4 separate regions of the Homo sapiens genome follow, and regions 1, 3 and 4 are each linked to region 2. A link is a contact called in ENCODE Hi-C or POLR2A ChIA-PET data. All regions are on one chromosome and are shown on one strand. Each heading gives the region's core, a stretch centred on a gene start or an enhancer-like site at or near the end of the contact. The rest is flanking DNA. Distances are from core to core; before and after follow the strand shown. Region 1 holds the start of IER2 (immediate early response 2). Region 2 holds the start of DNAJB1 (DnaJ heat shock protein family (Hsp40) member B1). Region 3 holds the start of TPM4 (tropomyosin 4). Region 4 holds the start of KLF2-DT (KLF2 divergent transcript).

Evidence for each region. Hi-C counts contacts between places; a loop is a spot of excess contacts on that map. ChIA-PET counts read pairs that join two places held with the same protein, here RNA polymerase II (POLR2A). Pooled maps may share reads with other maps.
Region 1: a loop to region 2 is called in a map of transverse colon, with 6 times the contacts of the local background. The contact joins the promoter of IER2 here to the promoter of DNAJB1 in region 2. A Hi-C loop is called at or near these places in 5 of 168 maps with a recorded cell type or tissue (CD8-positive, alpha-beta T cell, MCF 10A, naive thymus-derived CD4-positive, alpha-beta T cell and 1 more), 3 of 37 single-sample maps with no recorded cell type and 21 of 50 pooled maps. POLR2A ChIA-PET finds 5 or more read pairs at or near these places in 4 of 52 experiments (H1, MCF 10A, WTC11 and 1 more).
Region 3: a map of naive thymus-derived CD4-positive, alpha-beta T cell shows a loop between it and region 2 (4-fold over the local background). The contact joins the promoter of TPM4 here to the promoter of DNAJB1 in region 2. A Hi-C loop is called at or near these places in 1 of 168 maps with a recorded cell type or tissue (naive thymus-derived CD4-positive, alpha-beta T cell), 1 of 37 single-sample maps with no recorded cell type and 11 of 50 pooled maps. POLR2A ChIA-PET finds 5 or more read pairs at or near these places in 1 of 52 experiments (IMR-90).
Region 4: a map of naive thymus-derived CD4-positive, alpha-beta T cell shows a loop between it and region 2 (9-fold over the local background). The contact joins the promoter of KLF2-DT here to the promoter of DNAJB1 in region 2. A Hi-C loop is called at or near these places in 1 of 168 maps with a recorded cell type or tissue (naive thymus-derived CD4-positive, alpha-beta T cell) and 5 of 50 pooled maps. POLR2A ChIA-PET finds 5 or more read pairs at or near these places in 1 of 52 experiments (H1).

Annotation. Positions count from the first base shown.
Region 1 is chr19:13,148,363-13,151,765 of GRCh38, reverse strand. It overlaps IER2 (immediate early response 2), which reads right to left and starts at 1,355. Exons shown (of 2, transcript NM_004907.3): 1 at 1,214-1,355. It overlaps STX10 (syntaxin 10), which reads left to right and starts at 1,391. Exons shown (of 8, transcript NM_003765.3): 1 at 1,391-1,627; 2 at 1,869-2,038; 3 at 2,173-2,267; 4 at 2,675-2,737. The coding sequence starts at 1,593. RefSeq lists silencers at 1-80, 1,631-1,790, 1,831-1,880 and enhancers at 1,221-1,290, 1,311-1,510.
Region 2 is chr19:14,516,521-14,519,757 of GRCh38, reverse strand. DNAJB1 (DnaJ heat shock protein family (Hsp40) member B1) reads left to right here and starts at 1,361. Exons shown (of 3, transcript NM_006145.3): 1 at 1,361-1,619; 2 at 2,712-3,237. The coding sequence starts at 1,409. RefSeq lists an enhancer at 1-67 and silencers at 980-1,299, 1,510-2,079.
Region 3 is chr19:16,075,112-16,078,190 of GRCh38, reverse strand. TPM4 (tropomyosin 4) reads right to left here and starts at 1,696. Exons shown (of 8, transcript NM_003290.3): 1 at 1,494-1,696. The coding sequence starts at 1,625. RefSeq lists enhancers at 625-1,354, 1,355-2,082, 2,083-2,812 and a silencer at 1,137-2,046.
Region 4 is chr19:16,323,138-16,326,064 of GRCh38, reverse strand. It overlaps KLF2-DT (KLF2 divergent transcript), which reads left to right and starts at 1,395. Exons shown (of 2, transcript NR_186323.1): 1 at 1,395-1,758. KLF2 (KLF transcription factor 2) reads right to left here and starts at 1,239. Exons shown (of 3, transcript NM_016270.4): 1 at 1,067-1,239; 2 at 33-849. The coding sequence starts at 1,141. RefSeq lists silencers at 12-101, 572-621, 652-901, 992-1,721, enhancers at 1-671, 672-1,444 and a promoter at 1,094-1,929.

The sequences.
Region 1 (3,403 bases), core at 106-2,605, 1.4 Mb after region 2:
CTCCCCATCCCCGACCCGGGCAGCCGGAGCAGGCTGGAGCCCCAGGCTTCCTGACTCGCATTCCAGCCGGGTGGGGGAAGAGGAGAGTTTCACTTCCTTCCCTCCAGGGGCCAGGAAGGCGTGACGCCAGGAAAGCACCCCGCAGCGGGTAGGGGCGACCTGAGGGCTCCCAGGGACGCCATCTCCCAGAGACGCTGCAGAACGACCCTGCATACACAGGAGACGACCCGCTGAGGCCCCCTTCATCCCATCTCTCCTCTTCCCAATTATTTCCCCCATACAAGGCCCCCTCCCAGGTTATTCCTGACCCCTGCCCCACACTGATCTTCTCAGGCCTTGGGACACCCTCCCGTCCCGCCCTTCCCCCGCACGCTGGGAACTCAAAAGTTATTCCCCCCTAAAATACCCTTCCCAAACTCGTCCCCATTCAACGATGGTGCCAGACTGCGACGACCTGCCGAAGACGCAGGCCGTCCCCACCCCGCTAACCTTACCACGGAGACCCCACAATGATTTCCCCAGCCCAGGCGCTATCTCTGAGACCCCACGCAGCAACTCTGACGCGCAAGGGGGCGACCCTCCGAGGACTCCCTCAGATAACCCGCCCACCCTCCAGGGGAGACCAGGCCCCCTATCACTCAAAAAAAGTGCTTTCCCGAAGCTCCCCAACACACAGCGCCACTGTCACACATAGGGACGACCCTGAGTCCCTCCGCTGATATTCCTGGCCCCTACCCAGACGGAGACCCCACACACAGAGGGCCCCCCTGGAGACCATCCTCAAAGCCACCACCCGCTACCCCCAGGCTCGCACCCAGAAAGACTCCGCGCTTCTGAAGAAACCCACCTCCACGCACTTTCTCAAAGGTGACCTCCCCCCGCTGCTGGCATATCTGGGACCCCCTCACGACCACCTCGCCCCAAGGCGACCTCGAAGTGCCCCCAACTCCGCCACTTCTCAGGAAAGAGATTGGGAGAATGCGGCAGAACTCCCCGGAGGAGCAGGCCCGCTCCTCACCGCGCCCCCGCAGGGAGAAGGGAGGACCACCTCTCCCCCAGACCCTAGCCAAACCTGACACTCGGGACCCTGGGATGGGACGATCTCCCAGGTGCCAGCTCAGGGAGTCCATGAAAAGCTTCAACGAATCGAATGAGCCCCTTCCCCAGCCATAATACCCAGCCGCCAGAGATGAGGGAGGCTATCATTATTTACATTGCCCGTGCCTGGAAGGGAAACTGAAGTTGCGCAGGAACAATCCGAGGAACTGGGCCTTGAACCGAAATTCCGAACTCGGACCCGAATAGGCCCAGACAGAACTCCGACACCGCCCCCTACGGTGCGGCACGAGAGGGCTAAGGGGCGGGGGCATGTGCACCGGAAGCTGCCTCTGCCCACAACCAAGATGGCTGAGGAGAGGGCGGAAGTGTCCGCACGTCGGGCCTCCGAGGCTTCTCTTTCTCCCCTGGCGGTCCGGCTCTCGATGGTGGCGTGACGGGGGCGGGGGTGGCGGCGCGTTCTCCTCGGTTGGGAGGGAACCAGCCCGCGAACCCAGGCCGGGAGGGGGGTTCGGCCTGGGGGGGAAGGGACTGACATGTCTCTCGAAGACCCCTTTTTTGTAGTCCGAGGGTGAGTGACAACGACGGGGGAGGGCGGAGGGTGCTCTGTACCCAAGCCAGCCAGTGCCCGGGTGCCGGCCCCAGCGTGCCCGGCGGGCTGGGCAAGGCCGTCGGGGTGCAGAGTGGGAGGCGCACGCAGGGGTATATAGGGGTCTCCGGAGTCCCCCATGCGTTTGGGTTTGCAGTCGGGGGCAGAGGCAGGCGGGAGGACCGCCTGCCCCCAGCCGCGCCCGCCGTGCCCCTGCCCGCAGCGAGGTGCAGAAGGCGGTGAACACGGCCCGCGGGCTGTACCAGCGCTGGTGCGAGCTCCTGCAGGAAAGCGCGGCGGTCGGACGCGAGGAGCTGGACTGGACGACCAATGAGCTGCGGAATGGCCTGCGCAGCATCGAGTGGGACCTCGAGGACCTGGAAGAGACCATCGATATCCTGGGGCTTTGTGGCAGAGGGTGGCATGGGAGAGCCCATTGCGGTGGCAGCCCACCTTCGGGTAGGGCTGGACCCCTAGGGACGGGGATGATATCTGGCTCCGGCCTTGACCCTTGACTCTCAGCCCACGTATAGTGGAAGCCAACCCAGGCAAGTTCAAGCTCCCAGCCGGGGACCTGCAGGAGAGAAAGGTGTTCGTGGAGCGGATGCGAGAGGCAGTCCAGGTCAGGAAAGGTCCTGCAGGCGGGGAGTGGGGGAAGGTTTGAGTGTGTTTTTTTTTCTTTCTTTCTTTCTTTTTTTTTTTTTTTTTTGAGACAGAGCCTCGCTCTGTCGCCCAGGCTGGAGTACAGTGTTGCAATCTCGGCTCACTGCAACCTCCGCCTCCCAGGCTCAAGCGATTCTTGTGTCTCAGTCTCCTGAGTAGCTGGGACTACAGGTGCCTGCCACGATACCCGGCTAAGTTTTGTGTTTTTAGTAGAGACGGGGTTTCACCATGTTGATCAGGCTGGTCTCGAACTCCTGACCTCAGGTGATCCACCCGGCTTGGTCTCTCAAAGTGCTAGGATTACAGGCGTGAGCCACCGCGCCCAGCCTGAGTGTCTTTCCTCCCTAATGCTGTCCTTACCTCCAGGAAATGAAGGACCATATGGTCAGCCCAACAGCCGTAGCATTTTTGGAGAGGAATAACAGAGAGGTAAGCCTTCCTGACCCACCCTGCCCACCTGAGCCCCTGGGGGTAACCAAGCCAGATCCCTCTGTGCGTGTTCACCTGTCCCTTTTGCGACAGTGCCCGTCCTCTCTGTGGGCAGTTATCTTCTTGCTGTCTACCTGCCTGCACTTTCTCGGTGTGTGCACCTGAACCTCTCTATGTGTATATGTCCGTGGGTTCCTCTCTACTGTGTCCTCTGGGTCTATACTGGTTTCCTGTTGCAGGAGAGGGCTGGGGGCCTGTGTACCTATCTCCTTTCTGCTTCCATGCCATTTGTCCTGTGTGCACCTGTTTCCAGGACGCATGCCTGCCTTTTACTCTTTTTTTTTTCTTTGAGACAGAGTCTTGTTCTGTTGCCCAGGCTGGAGTGCAGTGGCTTGATCTCAGCTCACTGCAACCTCTGCCTCCTGGGTTCAAGCGATTCTCCTGCCTCAGCCTCCCAAGTAGCTGGGATTACAGGTGCTCGTCACCATGCCAGGGTAACTTCTGTATTTTTTTTTTTTTTTTTTTGAGATGGAGTTTCACTCTTGTTGCCCAGGCTGGAGTGCAATGGTGCAATCTCGGCTCACCGCAATCTCCGCCTCCTGGGTTCAAACAATTCTCCTGCCTCAGCCTCCCGAGTAGCTGGGATTATAGGCATACGCCACCATG
Region 2 (3,237 bases), core at 112-2,611:
TAGTTGGGGAAGAAAAAGAAGCACGTGTGTAAGAACGGGGAATATTTATGAGGTTCTCACTGCGTTCCAGGCACTGGGGACCCAGTGCAGACAGGACCTGGCCCCTGCCCAGGTGGCGATGTCAGACTGGGAGGGAAGACACATTGAAAGCCAAGAGACAAGATAAATTTCAAATTTAGCGGCAAGTGATCTTGAGAGGGCAGTAAAGGGAAGAAGGCGGGACTGGGAGGACCTTGGGAGATGCGCTTCCGTCCAGATCCTCACCTTGCTTTAGGAGGTGAGAACAGAGGCAGTCTTCCGTCCCAAAATCCTTCTCCCCACGGTTGGGAGAATAGCGCTGGTGGGTTTTTTGTTCATTTTACTTTATTTTACTTATTTTATTTATTTATGAGACGGAGTCTCGCTCTGTTGCCGAGGCTGGAGTGCAACGGCCGGATCTCGGCTCACTGCAACCTCCGCCTCCCCGATTCAAGCTATTCTCAGGCCTCAATCTCCTGAGTAGCTGGGATTACAGGTTCGTGCCACCAACGCCCGGGTAATTTTTATATTTTTAGCAGAGATGGGGTTTCACCATGTTGGCCAGGCTGGTCTCGAACTCCTGACCTCAAGTGATCCGCCCGCCTCGGCCTCCCAAAATGCTGGGATTACAGGCGTGAGCCACCGCGCCCGGCCTGTTTGTTAATCTTAAATAGAAACGGAGTCTCCTTATGTTGCCTAGGCTGGTCTCCAACTCCTAGGCTCAAGAGATCCTCCTGTCTTGGCCTCAGGAAGTGATGGGATTACAGGCATGAGGCTCCGCGCCCGGCCTGATAGGTTCTCTTATTGCCATGTTGTAGATAGAAGGGGGCCCCTGGGTTAGGCAGACACAGGTTAGGTAGTTCGTCCGGCGTCACCGGGCGGGAGCCCACCGCAGGCCCCACGAGACAAGGGCGAGCAGGTTCATCGCCTCCCGGGGAAAGGACTGGGTAGTCCCAGGCCCCACCCCTTCCTGGAACAGCAAGTTCGCTGTGGGTCCCGACCTACTGACCCAGGCGGAGGGCGGGACGCAGGGTAGCTGGGGCCGCGTAGAGAGGGAAAGAAGGTCGCGATTGGCTCGTCCCGAAAGGTGGGCGGGGCCTCCTCCGACCTGTGCGCGCGCGCCGCGGGGAGGTGTTGCCGAGGGCGGAGCGGGAGGGGGCGTGGCCCCGCGCGGGCGGCCGTTGACGGCGAGGCCCCGCCCCGGATGTCGCGTGTCGCTGAAAGGGCGGCGGCGATTGGCCGGCGCCGCGGGGGCGGGCGGGGCGGAAGGTTCTGGAGGGGGCTGGCGGGCTCTGGAAGCTTCCGCCGGACGGGTATATAGAGTCCGGGACTGGTCGGCGGCGGAGCCGGGGGACGGCGACAGCGGGTCGGCGGGCCGCAGGAGGGGGTCATGGGTAAAGACTACTACCAGACGTTGGGCCTGGCCCGCGGCGCGTCGGACGAGGAGATCAAGCGGGCCTACCGCCGCCAGGCGCTGCGCTACCACCCGGACAAGAACAAGGAGCCCGGCGCCGAGGAGAAGTTCAAGGAGATCGCTGAGGCCTACGACGTGCTCAGCGACCCGCGCAAGCGCGAGATCTTCGACCGCTACGGGGAGGAAGGTGTGTGCTCGCGGCCAGGGGCGCGGCCCCGCCTTTTGACAGACAGGGAAACTGAGGCACGCTGGCCCCTCTCGGCGGCCCCCCGGGAAGGACGCCCCGGGCCGTGGGGCCGAGCTGCCCCGCCCTCCGGCCTCGCGGGCCTCCGCCCTCGGATTGGCGGCCGCGCGGTGGGAGGAGGAGCCTTGGCCCAGCCGCTCGGCCAGAAGCTTCTAGCATGTCTGGGGCTGCCCCTCCCCGGGCGCCTCCTCCCGCGGCCCCGAGCAGCCCCGGGGTGCGGTGCATGGGGGTGGGGGAGCCGGGGGTGACGACGGGGACGGCGCGGCGGAGCCCGCTGCGGACCCGGGCTCACCTGGGCTCGGCCGCCGGGGTCCGCGGGGCGGCGCCTCCGGCTCAGCTGCGGGGCGAGGGGTTGTGAATGCAGGAGCCGACCCCGTTCGTGGGCTTGGGGGCTGGGTTGGGATAATTCCCGGGAAGTGATGACCTGGCCCCGGCAGGGCACGCAGGAGGCAGCGGCCGCCCAGGTCCGGAGAGCGGGGCCGCCTCGGAGGGTAAGGAGAGCAGGGCTTTTTGTTCCTGTGCCCGTTGATGATTCAGGCTGGCTTCTGGGCTTGATCTGGAGCTGACTTTTTGTGCAAGGATGGTGGCAGTGAATGCTAATGTGTGAGGATTTAAAAACTCCCTATTTATTTTTGTTTTTTTTTTTCTTCTCTTCCTACGCACCATTAGCCCTAAAACGTTGAGAGTAAACACTTACCGAAAGCCGACCCTGGACCATGTGTCTTTAGCCATCTCTTGGTGATGTTGCCAGGAGGATGGGTCAGTCCAGGAGTGGCAGGGCCTAGGTGGCACCTGGAGGTGAACACCTAACCGCATGAGTCCTTTTCCACTGTCAGGCTACGCGGAAATACTGTTGGTAGGGGGGCGTCTCTGCTGTTGGCAGTGAGAGGTAGAAACTTGGGGTTCTTCCTTGCTCTCCCCTGACAGACAAAAAAGTTCCTCCCCCATGGCTTCCAAGCTGTTTCCCCCTGTAAGGGAAGCTCGAGAGAGAGTCTGCTGTTCAGCCATCTGACTGCTTCTAAATCTGCTTTTCAGGCCTAAAGGGGAGTGGCCCCAGTGGCGGTAGCGGCGGTGGTGCCAATGGTACCTCTTTCAGCTACACATTCCATGGAGACCCTCATGCCATGTTTGCTGAGTTCTTCGGTGGCAGAAATCCCTTTGACACCTTTTTTGGGCAGCGGAACGGGGAGGAAGGCATGGACATTGATGACCCATTCTCTGGCTTCCCTATGGGCATGGGTGGCTTCACCAACGTGAACTTTGGCCGCTCCCGCTCTGCCCAAGAGCCCGCCCGAAAGAAGCAAGATCCCCCAGTCACCCACGACCTTCGAGTCTCCCTTGAAGAGATCTACAGCGGCTGTACCAAGAAGATGAAAATCTCCCACAAGCGGCTAAACCCCGACGGAAAGAGCATTCGAAACGAAGACAAAATATTGACCATCGAAGTGAAGAAGGGGTGGAAAGAAGGAACCAAAATCACTTTCCCCAAGGAAGGAGACCAGACCTCCAACAACATTCCAGCTGATATCGTCTTTGTTTTAAAGGACAAGCCCCACAATAT
Region 3 (3,079 bases), core at 447-2,946, 1.6 Mb before region 2:
CATGCTCCCATAACTGCACAGAAAACCCGTGGAATGCAGACCTCGCTCCATCAGTGAGTCAGCTCCCCTGCCTCCATTTGTCTATGAGCTCTTCCCAGGGCAGAGAAAACACAATTGAGGCTGGGCGCCGTGGCTCACGCTTGTAATCCCAGAACTTTGGGAGGCCAAGGTGGGCAGATCACGAGGTCAGGAGTTCGAGACCAGCCTGGCCAGCATGGTGAGACACTGTCTCTACTAAAAATCCAAAATAAAAAAAAAAAAATTAGCTGGGCGTGGTGGCGGGCACCTGTAATCCCAGCTACTCGGGAGGCTGAAGCAGGAGAATCTCTTGAACTCGGGGGGTGGAGGTTGCAGCGAGCCGAGATCGCACCACTGCACTCCAGCCTGGGCGACAGAGTGAGACTGCCTCAAAAACAAAACAACAAAAAACAACAACACAATTGATTATTTACAAAGCGCCAGGCTCCACGCCTGAGATTTACTCCTGGGACCCTCCCTGCTACTCTGGGGGGTCGGGATTCTTATCAGTCCTACTCGCAGATGGGAAAAAAGCTCCTAGAGAGCAAATACCAAGTCATGAAGCCTGTGGGTGGCATGATATGGGACCAGAATCCAAATCTGTCCCCAGACCCTGGCGGTGCCACCATCTGTCCCGAGGGACAGCCAGGAGGATGATGCAGAGAGGATGGTGAAACTCCCTCCTTTTTCAGACCCATTGTTTATCTCGGGCCCTGCGACTCGCGGCGGAGGCGCACAGCAGGCGCTCAAACGATCGTGGGTTCAGGGCCCCGCGCCAGCGTTCCCGGGGCCTTCTGGAGAGAGGCAGGGTCCCGCCGCCCCGGTTCCCGCAGGAATCAGCTGGAGAAAGGCGGGCGGCTTGGGGCTGAACTTCCTCCACCCCCCATCCCCCCCGCCGCCTGGAGCAGACACGTCGCCGCCGCGCCCCTGGGAACGGTCAGGGAAGCAAGCAGAAGCCGGGAAGCCGCGAAAGAGGCGAGAAAGTGCGACCCCCTCCCCAGATCCCCGGTCCCCCGTCGAAATCCCTGTCGGCCGGTCAAACCCTAGACAATGGAAGCTCCACGTTTTCATCCTCATTCTCCCCCACAAGTCCGGTCGCGGGTTCCCCTCGGCCCGGGACCCCGGCGCCAGCCCCGGAGTCGGAGCCTGCACGATACGCCCCCTCCCGCCGCTCCACTTCTCCACCCGGAGATCGCTCACCCCCTCCGCCCCATCCCCCCATTTCCCGCTTGGCCGGCCCCGCCCGACCCGGAGGCGGCGCCCCCTCCCCTGTCCCAGGCCCAGGAAGGAGGACGGCGGAGGAAGTAGGGGGTCCTGGCTGCGGGCGCAGGGATGTGGGTCGGCGATCGGCGTCCGAGGGCGTAAAAAGGCGGCCCGAGGACTGCGCGCGGGCGGGCAGCGCGGGAAGCCGGGAAGAAAGGAGGGCGCGCGGGGGAGGAGGCTGCGGGTGCGGGGCCCGAGGCCGGGGCGCTCACTTTCTCGCGCCGCTCGCGCTCGCCGTCCAGCTCCCGCTGCAGGCCCTGCGCGCGGTCTTCCGCCTCGTCCGCCTGCTGCTGCAGGGCCTGGATCTTGCGTTTCACCGCCTCCAGGGAGTTGAGGCCGGCCATGGCGCGGAGGCGCAGAGGCGCACGGGCAGCGGCGGACGCTCGGCTGGGCTCGGCTCCGGCGAGAGCTGCACAGCCGCGCCCCGGCCCCCCAAGCCTTTGCCTGCGCGGGGGCCGCCCCCGCCTCTCCCCGCCCCCCGGGCCGGCTGCCGTCGGGGCGATGAGGTCACCCGGCCGGACCGCCGACGTCAGCACCGCTGGGGGAGGGCCTGACGTCGGCACCGCTGGCCACAGCTGCTGGAAAGTGCCCCTTTTCGGGACTTATTTGGAGAAAGCGCTGGGAGGCGCCGCCTTCTCCTCCTCCTCTTCCTCCTCCCCCTGCGGCTCTCCCCGCCTTCCCGGCCCCGGGGCTCCGGCCTGGCCCCGCCGCGGGCTCCCGCATCCCTGCACACGTACGTCGGAGGCCTTCTTCTCCGTGAGCTCCAGCTTCTCCTGCGCGTCCTTCAGGTCCTCGGAATATTTATCCAGCTCGTCCTCTGTCCCTTTTAGTTTCTTCTGGAGGTGCGTCAGCTCCTCCTCCACCTGGGGACGACAGAGCGAGGAACGGGTCAGCCTGGGGGGGGGGTCACGTCCCCGAGGTGCAGGGGCGGTCCCCCCCAATATTCACAAGAGTCCTCCGTCTCTCTCTGGGCATCAGTTTCCTTATCTGTAGAACAGGGGTTGCGATAGCATGCACCACGCCATCCATGCTACCTGATAGTGGGATTTTCACATCTTTCCCTCGTCCTGAGGACCAGCTGTTTTGGGCTTATTGGGGTCCCCAGTACTCTAGGGAGATCAATGGCAGCTTTTGGGAAACTGAAGACTCCAAATGTTTTCCAGAAATACACACATTCCAGTTTCAGAGGTGCAGCCTCACCATGATCTGGAGTTAAGCAATCTCATTCTCTGCGCGTGGATCCCTCCGCCCATCCCTGTCCCCAGCCTTTCTCCCTCTGGTTCTGACCCCAACACGGGGTCAGAGAAACTTTCTAACAAATACGCCTGCCCTCTTTCTGCCTAGAACCTGCTATGGCTCCCTATGGCCCAAGGCAGTGGTTCTTAGACTGTCTTACCAAAATACTCTGAAGGGCTGAAGGGCTCAGACCTAGTCCCTCATTTCTGGGCTTTGGGGAGCTTGGCTAGAAGAGACTCGCCCCTACAGGATCACTTTCTTTGAAGGCTCGGGTTAAATCTTTAAAATTTTTGCATATAGGCCATGTTCATTTTAATAAAAATGTCCCCTACTTTCCCTAAATTTTCAGTCCTCTGTTTATCCCAAGAGTCCTATCCTCCCATCACTCCTAGTTTGAGAAGCTCAGGCCTATGGATTACAAACCACAGACCCCATCACCTCTCTTTGTCACCCCCCACCACACCGGTCTAGAGTTGGCTCAAGAAGACTTTTCTGTCACCTCCAGGCTGAAACTCCCTCCCTGGGCCCCCAACTCTGGATTAGGGTGATCATATCCAGCTCA
Region 4 (2,927 bases), core at 146-2,645, 1.8 Mb before region 2:
GCCTGCGCTCCTGGCTCGTGCGTGCCGCCCACCTGTGTGCGTGCGCAGATGCGCCTTCAGATGCGAACTCTTGGTGTAGGTCTTGCCGCAGCCCGCGTAGCTGCAGGTGTGAGTGGCGGTGCGTTTGCGGGGCCAAGAGCGGCGGCCGCGCTTTGGCTTGGCCTCCAGCAGCTCCAGCGGGGACGCAGGCGGCGTGAGGAGACCGCGGGCGGCGGGGGGCGCCAGGCCCAGGGCTGCCGCGGCGGCGGCCGCGTCGTCGAAGAGACCGAAGGCTGGGGGCGCAGGCGGCGCGTAATGCAGGCCGGGCCCGGGCGCGCCGAAACCAGGGCCACCGAAAGGCGGCGGGAAGGAGGCGCGCGGACCGGGCGCGGGCAGGCGCGCGGGGCCGTCGGGGCTGAGCGGCGGTGTGTCGGGCGGCGGCGGGGGGCGGCCCCCGGGACCTCGCATGCACGAAGCCGCCGGGCCCGGGGCGCCCTCGCGCTTGAGGCCGCGCGGTCCACGGGTCAGCCCGGGGGCGCAGCCGTAGCCGCCGCCGCCGTCCGCTTCAGGGGGCTCGGCCTTGACCAGGCGGCCGGGCGGCGCCAGCAGAAAGCGGCCGTGCAGTGCGGGCCCCAGCGGCGCATCCAGCTCGGGTCGCAGCAGCTCAGACACCAGGCCACCCGCGGGGGCGCTGTAGGGCGGGGGCGCGCCGGGTTCGGGGTAATAGAACGCAGGCGGCGGGGGCGGCGGCGGCGGCTCCGGGGCGGCCTCGGCGCCCAGGCCATCCAGCCCCATGGACAGGATGAAGTCCAGCACGCTGTTGAGGTCGTCGTCGGTGCCGCCGGACTCGGGTTCGGCGCGCGGCCAGCGCTGCGGGCGACAGGGCAATGGGCGTGAGCGGGCGGCGGGGCTCGGGGGGCGCTGCTTGCCTTTTACCACCCTAAGTCCGCGATCCCCGTGGCCCGCATCCTCCTCTCCTGAGTCTGCAGTCCCCGCCTTCGCGTCCTGTCACCCCGCAGCCCACGTTCTACTACCCCGAGCCCGCCGCCCACGGTCCCGGCCGCCCCGCCGTCCCCGCCGCCCTCACCTCCTGCAGGCCGCGCTCGCGGCACGGGCTGGCGAAAGTGGAGAAGGACGGCAGGATGGGTTCACTCAGCGCCATGGCCGGGACCCGGGGAGAAAGGACGCGGACGGGGACACCGGTGAGTGGCTGCCCGAGGCCGGGCTGGTCGGGGCGCGGGCGGGCGGGGACGGCTCTGTGGGCCGCGGCCGGGCCCGCCCAAGCCTTATAGGCGCGGCGCGCGCGGGGGCCGGGCCAAAGCGGCGGCGGCGGAAACGCGTCCCGGATGGGGACGAGCTCCGGGCGCAGCCTAAATTTAGCCGCGGTATATAAGCCGGCGGGCGGCAGCGGCCGTGGCCACTGCGGCGGCCTGGGCCTTGCGCTGACAGCCCGGCCCCTCGCGCGCCGCCAGGGCCGCGCCTCCCCCTCTCCCGGGCCCCGCCCCCGCCCGTCTCCCCGGCGACGTTGTCAACACGCGCTCCACAACAGCGGCGTGACGCTCAGGGATCCCCCGGGCGCCCCGGGCTCCCGCCTGCGCGAGCATCCCGGGGACCTGGAGCGGGGGCGGTGTCGGGGCCTCTCAGAGACTCTCAGGGGAGCACCGGGCTTGGCGGTCTCCCCGGATCCCTTGACGGAAGGGGAGATTGGCTCCAGCCTCAGAGAGGGCTGCAGAACCCTGGATGGATGGGAAGTCTGGAGTCTCCAGGATTCATGGATGGGTGAGGCTGGGCCCCTCATCTGTTGTGGGACCACCCAGAGGGACCCACCGTGTGCACATCACCCTGTAAAAAAAAACACCTTGTGTAGACCTGGTGCAGTGGGTCACATCTGTAATCCCACCGCTTTGGGAGGCTGAGACAGGAGGATCACTCGAGGCCAGGAGTTCAAGACCAGCCTGGGCAACACAGTGGCCCCCATCTCTTAAAAAATAAAAAAAATTAGCTGGGTGTAGTGGGAGGCTGAGGTGGGAGGATCGCTTGAGCCCAGGAGGTCGAGGCTGCAGTGAGATACAATCACACCACTACACTCCAGCCTGGGTGACAGAGGAGACTGTCTCAAAAAAACAAACAAAACAAAACTTTTGTGTGGTAACATCAAGACACATTAAATCTTTGACATTTGAGACACCCACCCCCTCCTCCCCAACCTCAATAAGCCCGTCAAGTGCAGGGAAACTGAGGCAGAGGTGGCTGGGAGAAGTTGGAGTTGCGGCAGGCACAGGCAGGCTGGGTTCCTTTACTGACTTCCATAAATGAATTAAGTAACTCAGAGGACGGTGATGACAGTCATTCCCCCAATACAGCTCCAGCATCGGGGGCATCAGAGGACAATGCTGCCCAATGGGTCCCTTCAATGCTCCACCTCTGTCCCCCACACCATATCCCTGCTGGCCAGGGACTGTCACTCCTGTTACAACTGTCTGCCAGCCCTGGGTAGGCACTGGGGACACAGTAACCAAGAGATAGACAAGATCCCTGCCCTAGGGGACCTCCACTTTAGTGAAGGAGGGAAGGATAGAGGTTTATTCATTTGAGTTTTTTTGAGACAGGGTCTCCCTCTGTTGCCCAGTCTGGAGTGTAGTAGTGCAATCACAGCTCACTGCAGCCTCGAACTCCTGCGCTCAAGAGATCCTCCTGCCTTAGCCTCCCAAGTAGCTGGGATTACAAGGTGCACACCACCATGCCTGGCTAAATTTTTTTTTTTGTATTTTTTTGTAGAGACGGGGTCTCACTATGTTGCCCAGGCTGGTCTTGAAGTCCTGGGCTCAGGCGATCCACCCGCCTCGGCCTCCCAAAGTGCTGGGATTACAGGTGTGAGCCATTGCGCCTGGCCTTACTGATAGGGGTTTAAAAAGAAAAATGGAGCAGTAGAAGGGACTAGAAAGTGA